Linked DNA regions of Homo sapiens: region 1 is linked to region 2. Evidence: read pairs that join two places in POLR2A ChIA-PET (ENCODE). Cell type or tissue: GM12878. All regions are shown on one strand. Each heading gives the region's core, and the rest is flanking DNA. Links, peaks and the distances in the headings are about the cores only. Region 1 overlaps UBE2E2 (ubiquitin conjugating enzyme E2 E2). Region 2 overlaps UBE2E1 (ubiquitin conjugating enzyme E2 E1).

What was found. ChIA-PET counts read pairs that join two places held together with the same protein. Peaks named below come from ENCODE experiments on the same cell type or tissue, not always from the same donor. Only the 100,000 strongest peaks of a DNase experiment are listed, where the experiment ranks them.
Region 1: POLR2A ChIA-PET joins it to region 2 with 5 read pairs; 3 of 35 experiments call an interaction of 5 or more read pairs at or near these places.

The regions. Positions count from the first base shown.
Region 1 is chr3:23,548,327-23,558,006 of GRCh38, forward strand. All of the region lies in intron 5 of UBE2E2 (ubiquitin conjugating enzyme E2 E2), which reads left to right. Among named protein-coding and RNA genes, the nearest start is that of UBE2E1, 250 kb to the right of the region's middle. In GM12878, for the core only: no CTCF peak of the experiment used is centred there; a DNase peak (open chromatin) is centred at 5,221.
Region 2 is chr3:23,841,907-23,851,586 of GRCh38, forward strand. The region is part of intron 3 of UBE2E1 (ubiquitin conjugating enzyme E2 E1); the gene reads left to right. Among named protein-coding and RNA genes, the nearest start is that of UBE2E1-AS1, 40 kb to the left of the region's middle. In GM12878, for the core only: no CTCF peak of the experiment used is centred there; no DNase peak of the experiment used is centred there.

The sequences.
Region 1 (9,680 bases), core at 2,837-6,836, 290 kb before region 2:
CTCTGTTGCATTTTGCTTTACTTTCTGGTGTTTGTAATATAAAAACAATTTATCTATTGTACATGTTTTCCATTTCCAGTACATACACATGCACAAACCCCACCTTCACCTCAGGCTTTGATTTGACTCCACCTTCAAGCTGGAAGCCTAACCCTCTATGGGAGTCACTAAGATGGAGCCAATGGCAAACTGAAGTGGACCAGCACTTACTTACTTCTTTAAGACAGAACTTTGCGGTGTATTCTTGGTTGTTCCTTCTCTCTAATCCCTTTTCCCGTTAGCTGGTCTCTTCTCTCTGCATTTCCAGCCTCCTGATTTTTCTGCTGCTGTTTCTCTTCTCTTTTCTTATCCTTATGGTTCACGTGCTGCTCTCCTCCTTAACTTCATTTAACCTTGCTTGCACTCAGTAAAATATTTAAAAACAAACAGAAGGACTTCCAAGCCATATTTTTTATTTTTTAAGAGTAGCTTTATTTATTATTATCTCTATAACCATATGACTCAGCCTGTACTGTCTGTTAGACCAATATATAATCTTGGAATATCCCTTTTCACTTCATGTGCCAAGTTGGTGGCTCCTGTTCTTCTGGTATGCCAGGGCAAGAATGGCCCCATCAGCTCTCAAAAGAGGTACATAGTAGCAACTCTGAAAATGTGGCTGAACACTGTGAGTAATGTTGTAGTTCTTGCCAGTCTCAGCCAGTACCTACCTTCTTAATAAATGGCCTCTTTCCCCAGCTAAACTGTTTCTTTTTTTAACCTACTTTGGAAAATATATTAAAGTCCTATACTTTGTAAGCAGCACTGCCAAAGCAGTATCATGCACATAGCATAATAATCTCATTTTGATGTTCTAAAGTTCTTTCTTTGTCCTTTGTAATGGATGGCAAGGTTTTAAATGAAAACACTGGAGTTGCTCCATAGCATGAGATGGTTTTTTATTGTTTTGCTCTAAGCTGTTGCCCTGATCTCTACTACATTTATGCCTGATTTCTCTAAGTCATAGTGACATGCCCTTGCATGCATCTTTTCAGCAAACCTTATGATGCCTATTGCTAGACTTATCAGTGTCAGGTCATGAGAACAATGCAAGGTTATACCTTGCCATGTTAAAGAAAATTAAGTCAAAGGACCTAAGTTATACTGAGTTTTGAAGCTGTCAAGAAAGCCAGAGCCTTGGCCCAGCTCTCTCACTAACTAGCTAGTGACCTTGGATAAATCGGTGCCCTCATTTGTGAATTAAAGATTGTACTTCTGACCCTATCTTGCAGCATTATTGTGAGGAAAAAATGGTATGTGTGGACCTCTGTAAACACTTTGAAGGCTATGAGTATCATTACGTGGAATGTTATTGAACTGAAAGTCCATATTAGCTGTGTTAGGTGTGATGACCTCGCCTTTGAGATGTCTAAAAAAGGAATTTCAACCGGGCGCGGTGGCTCACACCTGTAATCCCGGCACTTTGGAAGGCTGAGGTGGGTGGATCACCTGAGGTCAGGAGTTTGAGACCAGCCTGGCCAACATGGTGAAACCCTGTGTCTTCTAAAAATACACTAATTAGCTGAGCGTGGTGGGAGGTACTGGTAATCCCAGCTACTCAGGAGGCTAAGGCAGGAGAATCGCTTAAACCTAGGAGGCGCAGGCTGTAGTAAGACGAGATCGCACCATTGCACTCCAGCCTGGGTAACAGAGAGAGACTCCATCTCAAAAAAAAAAAAAAAGCAATTTCATTCTCAGCATAAAATCTTTAGATAACTCCTTTATAGTTTGTTAAGTTTGGAGTTTCAAATGTGGTGGAATTTACTTTCTATAAAAAAACTAGTAGGAAGAATGAATTATAACTCAAACTTGATTTAATGATTTTAATTTGCTTTAGGCTCCTATTTTTATAATCTAGATAACTATTGAGGATTATCTTCTGTCATCTATAAAATGAATTATGAGTCTGCCTCTTTATTCCCAGCACCTATAATGTACAAACTGTATTCCCCTATGCAACCCCATGTGGCCAAAGGGCTCCCCGTGAAATTGCCTTATTTCAAGCCCAAGCCTCTTTTAACCTTGACTGCTATCCCCACTGTTCCTTTGCTTTTACTCTGTATAAATCTCAGGCATAAGAGACAACTTAAAATATGTCAGGATATTATATTAGATAACAAAACTCCTAGAGGTCAAAGACTATGTTGTCCAGAGAGTTTTGTTATCGCAAACTCCTGGAGGTCAGAGACTATGTCTAGTTAAGATGGGAGTGAAACTCAACTTTTTCACTTCTGCTTCTGGCCATGAAGAATAACAGGAGCCAGATTTACACTCCTACCTTAGACTACCTTTCTAGTTAGAAAACTAGACATTCCCTGAGAGGAGAAACAGATGAAGTAAGCCCTACAATTGTCCCCAGCTTACTGCCTAGAAGCAGTTTCCAGGATACTGTACAAGGAGAAAGAAACCAAAGAGAGAGGCCAGCAGTGTCACTGAGTTGAGGAGACAGAGATAGGAGTTTGGGAAGATCAAGATGGCTAGCATTTGTGGGGCAGAAACCCAGAGAAGAGGGATTGTACAGAGAGAATGCCCTAGAAATCTGAAGAGAGATCCCCTTGAGCCTTTGGTTAAGTTTGCATATAATCATCAAAAGATCCTGCCTTATTAGTAGGGATGAATTACTCTAAAGACTACATTGCATCTGCTCTAACAGTTTAAAAGCAAGTTTTGAAAGTATCATACTGTTCCTAAATAACTTAACTCCCTGTTAGAGTAAAATGCAACATTCTTTGGAATAAGGTACAACATTCTTTATGGAAATACAACAAATTCCAACACTCAACAACATAAAAATTGCAGTGTTCAACATTCCATAAAATATTACCACGGACTTAAAAGGCAAGAAAAGAGAATTCATAACCAGTTGAAAAATAAATAAAAATGGAAAAGACTAAAACATTTTTGTTTATAAAAGGGCAACCTTTTAAGTTAATTACTAAAGCATTATAACTTTGGTAAGTATTCTCAAATTGATTTAGTTCTTAACTTCATGAAATGTGAATGCTTTAAGAATTGACCAGCATGTCTTTTGCTTAGTTAAAACCAGAATATTAAACTGAAGAGAAACTTATGTTGGCTCTATATTAGTAGAAACATGCAAACAGCTATACTATTCAAACTTGCTAGTAACTTGGGGCTACTATCATTACTGTTACTGTAGGACTTACATGGCTGGCCATTTACAATCTAAAGAAATGTGAGTGGGAAGTAAGAGAATCACAGAAACAATATGTTGCCTCATTGGATCTTTGAGAAGGTGTGGTTAGAAAGAATGGGGGCAGCTGGAAGAGGATTATCCTGGAGTAGAGGACAAAGAAATGTGGGGATGAGAGAGTAAAAAGGATGACTGACTAGAGGGCCTTGCATGGTGGGAGATGACGATAGGGATGTAAAGCATGGTTTGCTGTAGCTGGTCCCAGGCTCGGCTAGGGCCTCGTATAAGGGTGTGTGCTACGGACTGAACTGTGTTCTCCCCAAAATTAATATGTTGAAGCCCTAACTCCTAATGTGACTATATTTGGAGATAGGGCTTATAAAGAGGTAATCAAAGTTAAACTAGGTCATAAGGGTGGAACCCTGATCCAATGGGATTCATGTCCCTTTAAGGAGAGACACCAGAGAACTCTGTCTTTCTGCCTTGTGAGGACACATCCAGAAGGCAGCCATCTATAAGCCCCCAAGAGTCCTCGTCAGAAACCACATCAGCCAGCACCATGATCTTTGAGTTCCCAGCCTCCAGAACTGAGAGAAATAAATTTCTGCTTTTTAAGCCACCCAGTCTATGGTTTGTTGTATGGCCACCCGGGCAGACTAATACAGGTGTATTAAAGTTTTAGTCAGCAGCCAGGCTTGGTGGCACCCCCCTGTAGTCCTAGCTACTCGGAGGCCAAGGTAGAAAGATCACTGGAGCCCAGGGGTTCGAGGTTGCACTGGGCCAAGATCAGGACACTGCACTCCAGCCTAAGCAACAGAGAGAGACCCCTTCTCTAAAAAATAAAGTTTCAGTCAGAATGTCAATAAAAATATTCTGCATCATGTACCAATTCCCAGGGGACTGAGGGTGTTGAGTAGATCTGGATTTCATGATAAGCGCCTGTTTAACTAAACTAATGGGTTGCTTTTCATCTAGGCACAAGGTAAAGAAAGCATAAACAAGGACAGTCACCAAGGAGAGGTTTTGGGTTTTAACATTTCTACAGTTCCAAGAAATAAATAGGAGTTAGCACAAAAGGAGGTGTACGTTTGTTTCTGCATTCCCACTCTACAGTTGATTGTCTTTGTACAATCAGCTTCTTTACAAATTGTACTTTGGAACTTTTAAGAATGTAAGGTTTTGTGGCATTTCTGTTAGCTGACCTCAGTTCTCCATCAGTTGTTGCCACATGAATGCAAGTACATTCTGAAATGCTATTCAACTACCATTCAAGGCTTTGAACAGGCAGCTATTGCCATAACTCATTCAGAAAAACACCTCAAGATTAACTAAAATTGTCTTTATTCCATGCTGTTTTCAATCCAGTCTAAAAACTACCAACATGTGTATAGCAAAATTAATTTTGCAAAATGTACGAATAGTATTTTCTATGTAAATTTTTTTATGTTAAGAAAAAAGTATTTTACTTTCTAAGTTTTGATAAACCCTTTCTTATTGATTTTTAATCTCCTTGATTATATCCACCCTGGAGTTTTATGGATAAAAGTTGAAGATGATTGTAGGAGAAAAATGAGAGAGAAATAGAAATTTTCTCTTTTGTGTTAATGGTAAAGTTAGCCTACTTACCTAAAGATAAAATTAATAAATTACTTGACAGATTTTCATTGTTAATATAGCCCAAAATGCTCTATATTTCCCTTTTATAGTATGATAGAAACCTTTGGTCACACTTTAATAAAACAAAATGCTATATTAAGAATCATTGATATTACATTATAAACTTTATGACCTCTAAAAAAAAAAATAATTTCAAAGAAGCATAACTTGTGAGCATGTGGTAAAGCGGCATCCCACTGAAGATCAGTGTTACTGCTTTTAATCTCTTTTAAGTTAATACTTCAGTATACTGGTAGCTATAACTATAGGGCCTTTGTTTTGGTCGATGATATTTAACCTACCATTTATGTTAATAAACTGACATTGCTCTTAAAGTAGGTTGTACATTAACCACCCAAAATTGGACATCTGTTGCTGAAGGAAATGGTTTCATTTTCTGAATGCCTCTGTTCCCTTTATAGTCATTTTTTCCATTATTGACAATAGTTATTTGCATTTTTGTAGACATGAGGAGGCTTTCTCAAAAGCCGTATCCATCTAATAAATAAATTCAGTAAAGTTACAGGATATAAAATTTAAAATCTAGATAGAAAAGTCCATGGCATTTCTGTACACAAGTGACAACCTAGCCAAGAAAAGAAATCAAAACAATCCCATTTATGATAGCATTTAAAAATTAAAATACTTAGGAATAAATTTAACCAAGGAGATAAAAGACCTGTACACTAGAAAATGATAAAACATTGATGAAAGAAATTGAAGAAGACACAAATAGAAAGATATTTCATGCTCATGGACTGGAAGAATTAATATTGTTAAAATGCCCATACTACCAAAAGCAATATGCAGATCCAACACAGTCACTATCAAAATCCCAAGGGCATTGTTCACATAAATTTAAAAAAAAAATCCTAAAACTTACCAAAGACCCTAAATAGCCAGAGCAATCCTGAGGTGGGGTTGAGGGGGGAAGAGATATCACACTTCCTAATTTTAAATTTTATTTCAAAGCTATAGTATATAGCTATAGTAATCAAAACAGTGCAGTACTGGCACAAAAACAGACACATAGACCATTGGTACAGAATAAAGATTTCAGATATAAATCCAAACATATATGGGCAACTAATTTTCAAAAAGGGTACCAAGAAGACACAATGGGGAGAGGATAGTCTCTTCAAATAAATGATTCCGGGGAAACTGGATTGCCACATGTAAAAGAATGAAATTGAGCCAGGCACAGTGGCTCATGCCTGTAGCCTAAGCTACTTGGGTGGCTAAGGCAGGAGGATCACTTGAGCCCAGGAGTTAGAGGTCACAGTGAGCTATGATCACACTGCATTCCAGACTGGGTGACAGAGCAAGACCCTCTCTCTTTAAAAAAATAAAATAAGAATGAAATTGGACCTTTATCTTACACTATACACGAAAATCAACTCAAGATAGATAAAAGACCTGAATGTAACACCTGAAGCCATAAAACTCCTCGAAGAAAACGTGGGTAAAAGCTCCTTGACATTAGCCTTGGCAATGATTTCTTGAACATCACACCAAAAGCTCAGGCTACAAAAGCAAAAATAAATAAATGTAACTACATCAAACTGCAAAACTTCTCCACAGCAAAAGAAACAACAAAATGGAAAAGGACAACTACAGACTGGGAAAAAAATATTTACAAGCTGTATATCTGATAAGGGGTTAATACCCAAAATTTATTTTTAAAAAAACTCATACAGTTCAGTAGCAAGAAAACATATAATCCACTGGACCTGAATATACCTTTTTTTTTTTTCTTTTTGAGATGGAGTATGGCTCTGTTGCCCAGGCTGGAGTACAGTGATGTGATCTCTGCTCACTGCAGCCTTATCTCCTGGGTTCAAGTGATGCTGCTGCCTCAGCCTCCTGAGTAGCTGGTACTACAGGTGCCTGCCACCACGCCCGTCTAATTTTTTGTATTTTTGGTAGAGATAGGATTTCACCATGTTGGCCAGTCTGGTCTTGAACTCCCGACCTCATGTGATCCACCCGCCTCGGCCTCAAAGTGCTGGGATTACAGGCATGAGCCACCATGCCCAGCCTGGTCCTGAATAGACATTTATCCAAAGATGACATTAAAATGGCCAATAAGTATATGAAAAGGTGTTCAGCATCACTAATCATCAGGGAAATACAAATCAAAACCACTATGAGATATCACCTCGCACCTATTAGGATGGCTGTTACCAAAGAGACGAGGTTAAGTGTTGGCAAAGGTGTGGAGAAAAGGGAAACCTCGTATACTCTTAGTGGAAACATAGATTGGTACAGCCCTGAGGGAAAACAGTATGGAGGTTCCTAAAGAAATAAAAAATGGACCCATCATTCCCTCTGCTGGATATATACCCAAAGGAAATGAAATACCACCTCATATAGATACCTGCACTCTCGTGTTCATTACAGTATTCTTCACAGTAGCCAAAATATGGGGAAAAACCTAGGTGTCCATCAGTGGACAAATAGATAAACTGTGGTGTATACATACATACATACATAAACACACGCACATACACAGAGCAGAATATTATTCAGCCTTTAAAAAGGAGATCCTGCCATTTACTGAAACATGGAAGGACATTATGCTGAGTGAAATAAGCCAGACACAGAAAACTATTGCATCTCATTTATATGTGGAATTTTTCTTTTTAAAGGTCAACTATATAAAGATAGCAAATAAAACAGGAGTTACCAAGGTTGTAGTGTGGGGAAGGAACTGGAAAGATGTAGGTCAAAGGATATAAAGTAACAAGTAGAAAGGTCTCGTGTGCAACATAAGGACTATAGTTAATAATAGTGTCTTCAGGATTTTTTTCTAAATGAGTAGATTATAGCTGTCTTGCCATGGGGGTGGGGAGGGAAATGGGTAAAAGTGTTAGGTGATGGGTATGTTAATTTGTTTCACTGTAGTAACCATTTTTCTATATATTGTATCTTTTAACAACGTGTTGTATACCTTAAATATACAAACTTTTTTTTTTTTTTTTTTTTTTTGAGATGGAGTCTTGCTCTTTTGCCAGACTGGAGTGCAGTGGTGCGATCTCAGCTCACTGCAACCTCCACCTCCCAGGTTCAAGCGATTCTTCTGCCTCAAGCTCCTGAGTAGCTGGGACTACAGGCGTGTGCCACTGTGCCCAGCTAATTTTTGTATTTTTAGTAGAGACGGTTTCACCATGTTGGCCAGGATGGTCTCAATCTCTTGACCTCATGATCCACCCGCCTCGACCTCCCAAAGTGCTGGGATTACAGGCGTGAGCCACCATGCCCAGCCAATAAAATTTATTTAAAAAAAAAAAAAAAAAAGCTATACTGAACAAGATAGGGCCACCTCAAAAGTAAACGTGAAAAGAAAGATTAGAATCATTGATAAGGCATTGGTATTAAAAACCAGCTTATCCTAGATTTAAGATGAAAGCGGTATTGTGGACATTTGTTAAGTCCTCCAAAACCACTAATAGCTTATTTGAGGTTAAAGAGTCCTCCCTTAAAATATGTACTACAAACTTATGGTTTAGAATTTCACTGTTTTGCCTCACACATGACTTTACAATGTGTAAATCAGGAATCCAGCATTTCTTCCCGTATACCAACAAAATTTATATTTTAAATTAACTCATAATAATCTATATAATTTTAAAGCAAATGCTGACATTCTGTGACCCATAAATAGCACACATGGAATTGGTATGTCCTGTAGAATTATTGCTTTCTTTACCTATCCGTAATGTACAGTAAGTCCTCATTTAACATTGTCAGTAGGTTCTTATAATGAGACCAGTTTTACCATAGGCTAATTGATCTAAACAATTGCCAAGTCCCTTCGGCACATTTCTCATCACAGACATATCACCAAACTCCTAAAGGAAGACCTAAAACACTCCTAATACTAAACATTGAAATAGATGTGAGCTATCCATACATTTAAGAAACACTAAATACAAGTAAGATAATTATTTATCCAATTTTAGGGAAATCAGTGAATGACGGTGTTTGTGTTGGTGGTGGACTAAATCAAATAAGTTTTTGCAAAGCAAAAATTGTGAGGAGCACCTCCTACAACCATGCAGTTCAGATGCTAACCAATATGGCAGGCTCATTGAATGCTTTCATACTACATCATTTACTGTTGCGCATTTTGTATGATTATCATAGACTAAGCACTTCTATTTTACAATCCTTTGTATTCATTCATTCATTTTCCAGCTTGTTTATTCCAGTTTAGGATCTCAGTCAGCTAGAACCCATCCTGGCAGCCCAGGGTACAAGACGGGAACCAACCCTGGACAGGATGCCATTCCATCGCAGGACACACTCACACACAGACCCATGCTTCCTCACACTGGGACAGTTTAGATACACCAGTTCACTTAAATACACCTTTGGGGTGTAGGAAGAAACTGGAGTACCCAGAGAAAACCCACACCAGACGCAGTGAGAACATGCAAACTCTACACAAACAGTGGCTCTGTCAGGAATATTATTTTTTCTCGTCAACCAACATTGAACAAAATGACATATTGGAGACCCTGCTGTAGTTAATGCAATTGATGAGATTCAACTTCCCCATCATTAACTTACTTTTTCAAATATAAGGAGCATAGCAGCCTCATCTATAACTTTTTCCAAAGGTAACTTCCCACTTCTTTATCAGCAAGTCACTCTGTCACTGTATTTTAATATCCTCTTGTCCACAAACCAGGCTTACATAGTCTTCCTTGGAGTTTATAGGGATCTGACAAATTCTTTCAGAAAGTCAGCATAGCTTTTTGTCTATATTGACATCAACACACTAGGTCAGCCTATGCGTCTAAGAGAAACATGTCAACATGGCTGTCTT
Region 2 (9,680 bases), core at 2,730-6,729:
TAGGAGAGAGATGAAGGTATTCTAGGTGAGTGTTGAGTGGCTGACTGCTGTTAGAGGGCAAAATGGGATAATCTTTTACAAAAAACTTGAGGTACATGATTTAGTACTTTGATTATCCTAGTGATTGTTACACTGAATCAGAAAATGCATTTACCTTAAAACCTTTATTGTAACTAGGTGAAAGTAAATGTGGTGTAACTTTTGGTTTGACTATAATGGGCAGTGGAATCTCAGATGTTAGGATCAGGTAAGAAGAAAGATTGAACTATGTCATGACCCAGTAAGTGAAGGGGTGTGTGTGTGTGTGTGTGTGTGTGTGTGTGTGTGTGTGTGTGTGTGTGTGGTGTTGTTGTTGTTGGCGACAGGGTCTCAATTCGTCGCCTAGGCTGGGATGCAGTGGTGCAGTCACGACTCACTGCAGCCTCAACCTCATGGGCTCAGGCAGTCCTCCCACCTCGCCTCCTGAGTAGCTGGGATGACAGGCACATGCCACGATTCCCAGCTAATTTTTCTATTTTTTTGTGGAGACGGAGTCGTGCCATGTTGCCCGGCCTGTTGTTCGTTTTTCTTTGAAGAATATACCTTTTTATTTTATTATCATTTGCTATAAATATCACTAAACTTTGTCATCCTAAGTGAGATAATAAGGCAAGATATTTCAAGGCCTCCTTTTGTTATGTAAGCTGAATTCATAGCTTGAGGAAATAAGTCGGAGTCTCATACCTCTGTGTCAACACTGAACAGCATTTTTTGTGACGTAAAATCTCATTATCACAAATTACAAGTGCGCTATTCGGTTTTTAAAAATTTTAATTTTGGTTTTTGAAGTCACACATAAGTTTTTATACTTTTTGAGGGAATAAAGATTTCTAATTGTACAACAGTAAATGGAATAAACAATAATAACTTTGAGTCTTCTGGAATAGATGTTCAAAAGATCAAATTTTCCATATCTCTGTAATCTAACTATAACCTCTGAGGGCAAGGGCTTGTTTTATTTGAATAAAGAACCCTATAGTAGCATGATTATGGTAGTTATGGTATAACTTTATACCATAAAATATCCCATGTGCTATTATACTGTGGCATAGCATATATACTATATATGTTACAGTTACATATAAAAATATATATTATAGTAGTATATAGTATGATTATTTGGCTTAAAGCTTTTTTTTTTTTTAGCAGGAGCATAGTTCAAGGACAATTTTTTTCAGATTAAAATGGACTTTCTTTGGGAAGCCATCTGTCCCCCCAGACTAAGTTTTGTTGAGAGTAGTGACAGGGACAGAGGCAAGACCATTAGGTTACCATAATACCTGGACTTAGTTTGTATAATCGAGGTTAATGCCAGTCTTGTTGACTGCAGGACATACAGTTCCTAACATATTGCTTAGCATATAATATGTGTTAAATATTTGTTGACATTCGGAACTGTGCACAATGTTTTATGAGTCAGGACCATTGAGTTGCACAACTGTGGCACACCATTCACATAATGATAATATAGATTTTCTCAGTTCTGAGTTTGCTTGCTGCATAAATGTCTTAAGTCTTTGGCACCTACTGCTGTTAGAATATAGTGGCATTTGAACACACAATTAAGTATTTAGCTTATGTTACACATAATCAACTTTCAATAAATGAGATCTATAATAATTTGCCTACTCCACTCTCACCTTCCACAGTCATTTCTCCCCTGCTTCCTATTGGTTGTTTTGTTTTGAACCAGCACCCTTCCAACTCCCCCAGAGCATCCCACATCATTAGCTTCACAAGCATCTTCCATACCAGTGTCATCTTTAACAACTGTGTGGCAGTTTGGACAATGACAATCCAAATGACCCTCAGATGTATTCTAGCTATTCTTGACTGCCTTCTGGAGTCAGTATTTTCAGCCAAACAGTGAAAATTAACAACAAACTGTGTCCAAAACTTAAAACTTAATTCTTCTTTCACCCAAATGCTTTTCCTGTGTTTTTATATTTTTATCTCTTTAATGTATTTTTTTCTGGTTGCCCGAGTTACAGATATTGCCATCTTTATCCTGCAGTTGTACTGACTTAACGATATCTTCTTGATATTTCTTCCACCATGTGTAATTTTTTATGCTCTTAGGGCTCCTTTAATGAAGGCAACTCATATGTAAAATGGGAGTATGTAAAAATAATTTGTGGGAGAGCCATGTGGGTGGGGTTTGTGAGTAGTCTCTAAGGCGCAGGCTACAGCTAGCTAGCCTAGTGTTTGTGAGCCCTCCCCTTCCCCCAGTAAAGGTTGATTCCTTTTTCTCCTCTTTCCTGCTTGTTTATTTTATTCTATTTTATCCTCATTTTCTACTTCTGCCCCAAAAGCACCCATTCTAATGCCTTTCACTATATTGTTTGTGTTCTTGTAAAATGTATTTAGTGTTTGTATTTTTAACTTACATAAATGATGCCTAATTCTTTCTTACATTTTTCTAAGCACAATGTTTTAAGCTCTCTCCCTGTTGCTATGCAAGCATCTAATTCATTGCGTTGAACAGCCACATAGTATTCCAAGGGGTATACTCATTTTATCTTATAGAAGACCAGATCGTTTCCAGCTCTCCATCCCCACTAACAGTGAACATTCTGGTCCGTAATCTTTTTTGGACCTCTGTAAGAATTAAGCAGAACTGCAAGGGGATCATAGGGCTTACTTAAATTTGATTTGACTTAAGTTGTACCAGATTGTTCCCCAGAATGGCTGTACTCATCTCCATGCCCACCAGTAGCAGAGCATGAGAATTCCTGTGTCCTCTTAGGTGCGTTCTGATTTTCTAATTTTTGCCAATCATACTCTACACTTACATATGGAGAATATGTTCATGAACATGTAGGTCAGTCTTAGGTGTTATGCGTGGGAGATGGGTTGTTGCTCTCCCAGATATGAAGACGTGCTCCAATAATACTACACTGTATTTATTACCGTAGCCCTGTGGTAAGGTAAACAGACCAATGAAGCTGACTTGGAGCACCCAGAGATGGACATGTGTATATGTAGGATTTTAATATATAATATATAATTTATGGCAGCACCAAACACTGAGGACAAGATGGGATTGTTCATAGATGGTATAGGGAAATTGACTCACCACAAGGAGGTAAATAAAACCGGATTCCTACTTAATACCATATATGAAGGTAGACTAGGTAGATTAAAAGCTCACATGTGAAATTTTAAAACTATACAATGAAGAAAGAAAATGCGACCCACAGGCCAGGAAGGATTTCCTAAGTGTAGCTTCAAAATCACAAATCTTGACAATAAACTAAAGCAAATTTTATGTGAAATTAAAATTTTCTTCTTAATGGACAGGATATTTTCTTCTTTTTACCTCAAGATCTGTGTGTCTGGCAGAATGCATTGCACACTCTTCAGGAGTGGGGAGGCTGAATTGGCTATGCACATATATACTCTCTTGATAGAAGGAAGAAAGCCTCTGTTTACCAAGTTGCCCCCATTTTATTTAGCAATGAAATTGTAAGCCACATGACAATTCCCTTTTTCTAAGCATATGTAGGAGTAGAGTGTAGATCAGTGTTTTCTGAATATATTGTCTGTATCAGAATTACTTGAGGCAGTTGTTAAAAATGGAAATTCCTCTTTTGTCCATCTCCCCACTGTTTTGGTTTCTCTCTCTCTCTCTCTCTCTCTCTCTCTGTGTGTGTGTGTGTGTGTGTGTGTGTATGTGTGTGTATGTATATATATAATTTTTCTTTTTAAACAAAACCTCTCTAGGGTGGAGTTTGGCAAAGTTATTTAGCAGAAGTCCAAGTAGTAAATATTCTAGGCGTCATAGGCCATTTGATCTCTGTTAGAACCGTTCAACTCTACCCATAGTACAAAAGCAGCCATATACAATTCATAAATGAAAAAATGTGGTTGTGTTCCAATACAGCTTTATTACGGACACCGATTTCAATTTAATAATTCAATATAAAATTTATTAATAGTTTTCACGTGTCATAAAATACTAGTTTTCTTTAGATTTTTTTAATCACTTAAAAATGTGAAAACCTTTCTTAACTAGTAGACCAAACAGAAACAGGTTGAGGGCCTGATTTGGCCCATGTGAGTCATAGTTTGCCAACTCTTGCTCCTTAGGCAACTAAGGTTTTCAAACCAGTGCCCTAGCTTATCTGATAGTTAACTGTCATTCTCTGTATTATTTGGGAAAAGTTCTTACATCAGTAACATGAATTTTCAGTACCTGTAAGAGAAAGTAGTTCTTAATGGTCAGGAAGGGATAATTAAATAAATGTCTTACATAAATCTAGTTTAAGGTAAATGTAATGTTGAAACATTTGGTTTTTTAAATTCCTTTTAAGCCTATTCAAGAGTGGGTAATAGAGCTGGGTGCAGTGGCCCATTCCTGTAGTCCTAGCTACTTGGGAGGCTTGAGGTAGGAGGATTGCTTGAGGCTAGGAGTTTGAGTTCAGCCTGGGCAACATGGCAAGGCCACAGTCTCTTAAAAAAGAGAATGGGGCCAGGTGCAGTGGCTTGCACCTGTAATCCCAGCACTTTGGGAGGCCGAGGTGGGCAGATCACCTGAGGTCAGGAGTTTGAAACCAGCTGGCCAACATGGTGAAACCCCATCTTTACTAAAAATACAAAATTTATCCGGGTATGGTGGCACATGCCTGTGGTCCCAGCTACTCGGGAGGCTGAGGCCCGGCAATCACTTGAACCCAGGGGGCGGAGGCTGCAGTGAGCTGAGATCGTGCCACTGCACTGCAGCCTGGGCGACAGAGCGAGACTCCATCTCATCAAAAAAAAAAAAAAAAAAAAGGGAATGGGTAATAGAGATGGAAAATGGAATGTTTAAGCTGTATTTAATAAGTCTTGGAGTATACCATTTGAGATGGAATTGTTAAAGATGGGACATAGAGAAACAGTCTTTTTAACTGCCTATAGTAAAAATAGCTAGGTGTTTAGCTACTTTTTTTTTTCTTTTTAAATCGATTTATCAAGATGAATAAATAGCTGCTATCTTGAAATATTCTAAGGGCAGGGGCCAGGTAGGCTGTGCGAGGTCAATATGTTAATCATGTTATTACACGTTTTAAGAAGATAAGCTAATTCTTGAAACTCACCAAAGAGGAATTCATTGTACAAAAGAATATAGTTTATCCCTAAATTTGATGGAATGGTCTTTGATTGATGTTATAAGAAGAATAGACTTATTTTCCCTTTGGTTCATCAGTAGGGCGATCATATAATTACTAATAATTACATCAGGGCAGTAGGCATAAACCAAGATTGTCTTGGGCAAACCAGGACATGTAGTGATCTTATACACCAGTCACATATAGTACTTTTAATATAAAGGGTAGATAAGTCTTTTAACTTCCTAGATGAAAAGAAGACATCCATTAATGTCATGACATCAGTAGTACGTAGTGAAAAGAGCATTTTCAAAGAAAAAAGGTGATAAACATTAGTATGATAACTATGACTGAAATGAAGCTTATTTTTACACCCTTAAGGGTAGAAATACCCTGTGGTATTAATAGTTTTAAAAATATATTTCATATCTGTGTGTGTACATGTACTTTAAATTTTTTTTTTTTTTTTTTTTTTTTGAGACAGAGTCTCGCTCTGTCACCCAGGCTGGAGTGCAGTGGTGCGATCTCAGCTCACTGCAAGCTCCGTCTCCCAGGTTCATGCCATTCTCTTGCCTCAGCCTCCCGAGTAGCTGGGACTACAGGTGCCCACCACCACACTCGGCTAATTTTTTCTAATTTTTATTAGAGACGGGGTTTCACCGTGTTAGCCAGGATGGTCTCGATCTTCTGACCTCGTGATCCACCCACCTCGGCCTCCCAAAGTGCTGGGATTACAGGCATGAGCCACCATGCTCAGCCTTAAAATTGTTATTTGGAAATAATGCACGTGATAGACAACTCAAAACAGTAGAAAGGGATATATAGAAAAAGTAAGTTTTCCCATTTCCAGCCCCAAAGGCAATAGCTGTTATCAGTTTCTTGTGCATCCTGTGTGAATTACTTTAGATATACTTAATCTATAATAATAGATTATACACCCCTTTCCCCTACCTCCTTTTTTAAATAAACACAAATGGTAACTTGCTGTAAACACTGTTCTGTACCTTGGTTTTTTAACTTCAGATATCTTGGACTTTCCCCAGTGTTTTCACAATAAACCTGTGCAGTAATTTCCTTATTTACAAATGAAGAAAGTCAGGCTCAGAGTTTAAAGTAACTTGCTTTAAGGAAAAACGTATATTAAATATCTAGGCTGGGCGTAATAGCTGATGCCTGTAATCACAGCACTTTGGGAGGCCAAGGCGGATGGATCACTTGAGGTCAGGAGTTTGAGACCAGCCTGGCCAACATGATGAAACCTTGTCTCTCTTAAAAATACAAAAATTAGCTGGGTGTGGTGGCCACATGCTTGTAATTCCACCTTCTTGGGATGCTGAGGCAGGAGAATCACCTGAACTCGGAAGATGGAGGTTGCAGTGAGCTGAGATCGTGCCCCTGCACTCCAGCCTGCGTAGCAGAGTGAGACTCTGTCTCAAAAAAAAAAAAACAAAAAACAAAAAACTTTAGCTAAGCAGGTACTTAGTAAATGTTAGTTTCCATCACGTTCTCTTACCCAAATATGTCCTTATGCTTAATAAGCTTGGAGGAAGATAATCACAATTTTAGAAAAAAAAATACAATATACTTAAATGCCCACATAATGTGATATAATCAGTAACTACCCTGACAGTTCAGATATGGGAGAAATCAAGTGGTTTGGTTGGGGAAAACTTCATAGAAGAATATAGAGAGATTAGGAAAGAATTTAAACAGAAGGCCAAAAGGGAGGGCATCTAAGAAAGGAAGAGGGAATAGCATTAGCAAGAAAGTCCTAACTGGAATCAAAGGGGGAGAGGTGTTGGTAAGCCAAGGGGGCCTAATAAGCAGTGAAGACCATGAGTTCATGTGGTCTTTAGTGAGTGGCTTCTTTCACTTAGTACAGTGTTCTCAAGGTTCATCCATGTTGTGTCATGTATCAGTACTTGATTTCTTTTTATGGCTGAATAATACATATTTCATTGTAGGGATATACCATGTTTATCCATATGGTGGACATTTGGTTGTTTCCACCTTCAGCTGTTAAAATAATGTTGCCATGAACATTCATGTGCAAGTTTTTGCATGGCTATATTTTATTTTATTTTTTTAGGAACCTGGGAGTGGTTTTGCTGGGTCAGATGTTAATGATTATGTTTAACATTTTGAGGAGCTGCAAAACTGTTTTCCTAAGTGCATTGTTTTACATTCCCATCTAGCCAGTTCCCATCTTGCTATTATCCATGGTTTTTATTGTAGTTAGCCTAGTGAGTGTGAAGTGTTGTTTCATTGTGTCTTTGATTTTCTTTCTTTTTAAAAAAATTTTTAAATTTCTTTTTGAATTTTACTTTAAGTTTTGGGATACATGTGCAGAATGTGCAGGTTTGTTACATAGGTATACATGTGCCATGGTGATTTGCTGCACCTATCAACCTGTCATCTAGGTTTTAAGCCCCTCATACATTAGGTGTTTGTTCTAATGCTCTCCCTCCCCTTACCCCTCACCCTCTGACAGGCCCTAGTGTGTGATGTTTCCCTCCCTGTGTCCATGTGTTTTCATTGCTCATCTCCCACTTATTTGTGAGAACATGCAGTGTTTGGTTTTCTGTTCCTGTGTTAATTTGCAGAGGATGATGGTTTCCAGCTTCATCCATGTTGCTGCAAATAACATGAACTGATTCTTTTTTATGGCTGCATAGTATTCCATGGTGTATATGTGCCACGTTTTCTTTATCCAGTCTATCATTGATGGGAATTTGGGTTGGTTCCAAGCCTTTGGTATTGTAAATAGTGCTGCAATAAACGTATGTGTGCAGTGTCTTTATAGTAGAATTATTTATAATCCTTTGGATATATACCCAGTAATGGAATTGCTGGGTCAAATGGTATTTCTGGCTCTAGATCCTTGAGGAATTGCCACACTGTCTCCAACAATGGTGTGTCTTTGATTTTCATTTTTAAAAAATGACATTCAGAATTGTATTTTTCTAATAGCAATGATGTTGAACATCTTTTTCATGTGATTATTGGGTATCTTCATTGGATCAAAATTGACATATTCTCATTGGAAAAATGTCTTTTAGATATTTTGCCTGTTTTATTAATAAAATTCAGGCTTTTTAATGGCTGAATTTTAAAAGTTCTTATTTATCTATCTAATATATCAATCTATTAAGACAAGGTTTCACTATATTGCCCAGGCTGGTATTGAACTCCTGGCCTCAAGTGATTCTCCTGCCTCAGCCTCCCAAAGTGCTGGGATTACACGTGTGAGCCACTGTGCCTGGCCATTAAAAATTATTTTTATTCCAGATAAAAGTACTTTATTAGATACATGATTTACAAGTGTTTTCTACCCTGTCTGTGGGTTGTCTTTTTATTTTCTTGATGGTATTGCTTGCAGTACAAAAGTTTGTGGTTTCAATGAAGTCCAGTTTACCTATTTTTCTTTTGTTGCATGTGTTTTGGAATTGTATTTAAGAAACCATTATCTACTCCTCTTTATTATTATTATTATTTTTTTTTGAGATAGGGTCTTGTTCAGTCACCAGAGCAGTGGTGCAATCCTAGCTCACTGCAGCCTCAAACTCCTGAGCTCAGGTGATGGTCCTGCCTCAGCCAAGTAGCTGGGACTACATGCATGCACCACTGCATCCGGCACACCTGATTGTTTTTTTTTTTTTTTTTTTTGAGATAGGGTCTCTTTCTGTCACCCATGCCAGAGCTGTGGCATGATCATGGCTGTCTGCAGCCTCAGGCTCAAGCAGTCCTCCCACCTCAGCCTCTCCAGTAGCAGGGACTACAGATGTGCGCCACCACACCCAGCTTTTTTTTTTTTTTTTTTTTTTTAAGAGACAGGGTTTTGCCGTGTTGCCCGTTGCCCAGATTGGTCTTGAATTCCTGGGCCCAAGCAGTTTACCTGCCTCAGCCTCCCAAAGTGCTGGGATTACAGGCATGAGCCACCATGCCCAGCCTATTCCTATATTTTCTTCTAAGAGTTTCATACTTTTAGTTTTTCGATTTGGATCAGTAATCCATTTTGAGTTAATTTTTGTGTGTGGTGTGAAGAAGGGTTCAGTTTCATTTTTTTGTTTGTGGCTATTCTTTTGTTCCCAACACCATTTGATAAAAAAGACTATTCTGTCTCCATTGAGCTGATTTGGCACTCTTGTCAAAAATCAATTTACCTGTAAATGTAAGAGTTTATTTCTGGGCTCTTAATTAGGTTCCATTGATCTTTGTATCTATCCTTTTGCTGGTACTACGATGTCTTAATTTCTGTGGCTTCATAGTAAGTTTTGAAATTGAGAAGGAAGTCCTCTAGCTTCGTTCTTTTTAAAGATTGTTTGGCTATTCTATGTTCCTTGCATTTCCATATGAATTTTAGGATCCGCTTGTCAATTTCTGTTTTTCATTTTGTTTTTTTTTAAACAGTCCAGCTGGGGTTTTTACAGGGTTTATGTTGAATCTGTACACCAGTTTGAGAAGTATTCCCATATTAATTTTAGGCTGGGTACAGTGGCTCATGCCTACTATATTCCCAGCACTTTGAGAGACCAAGGTGGAAAGATCACT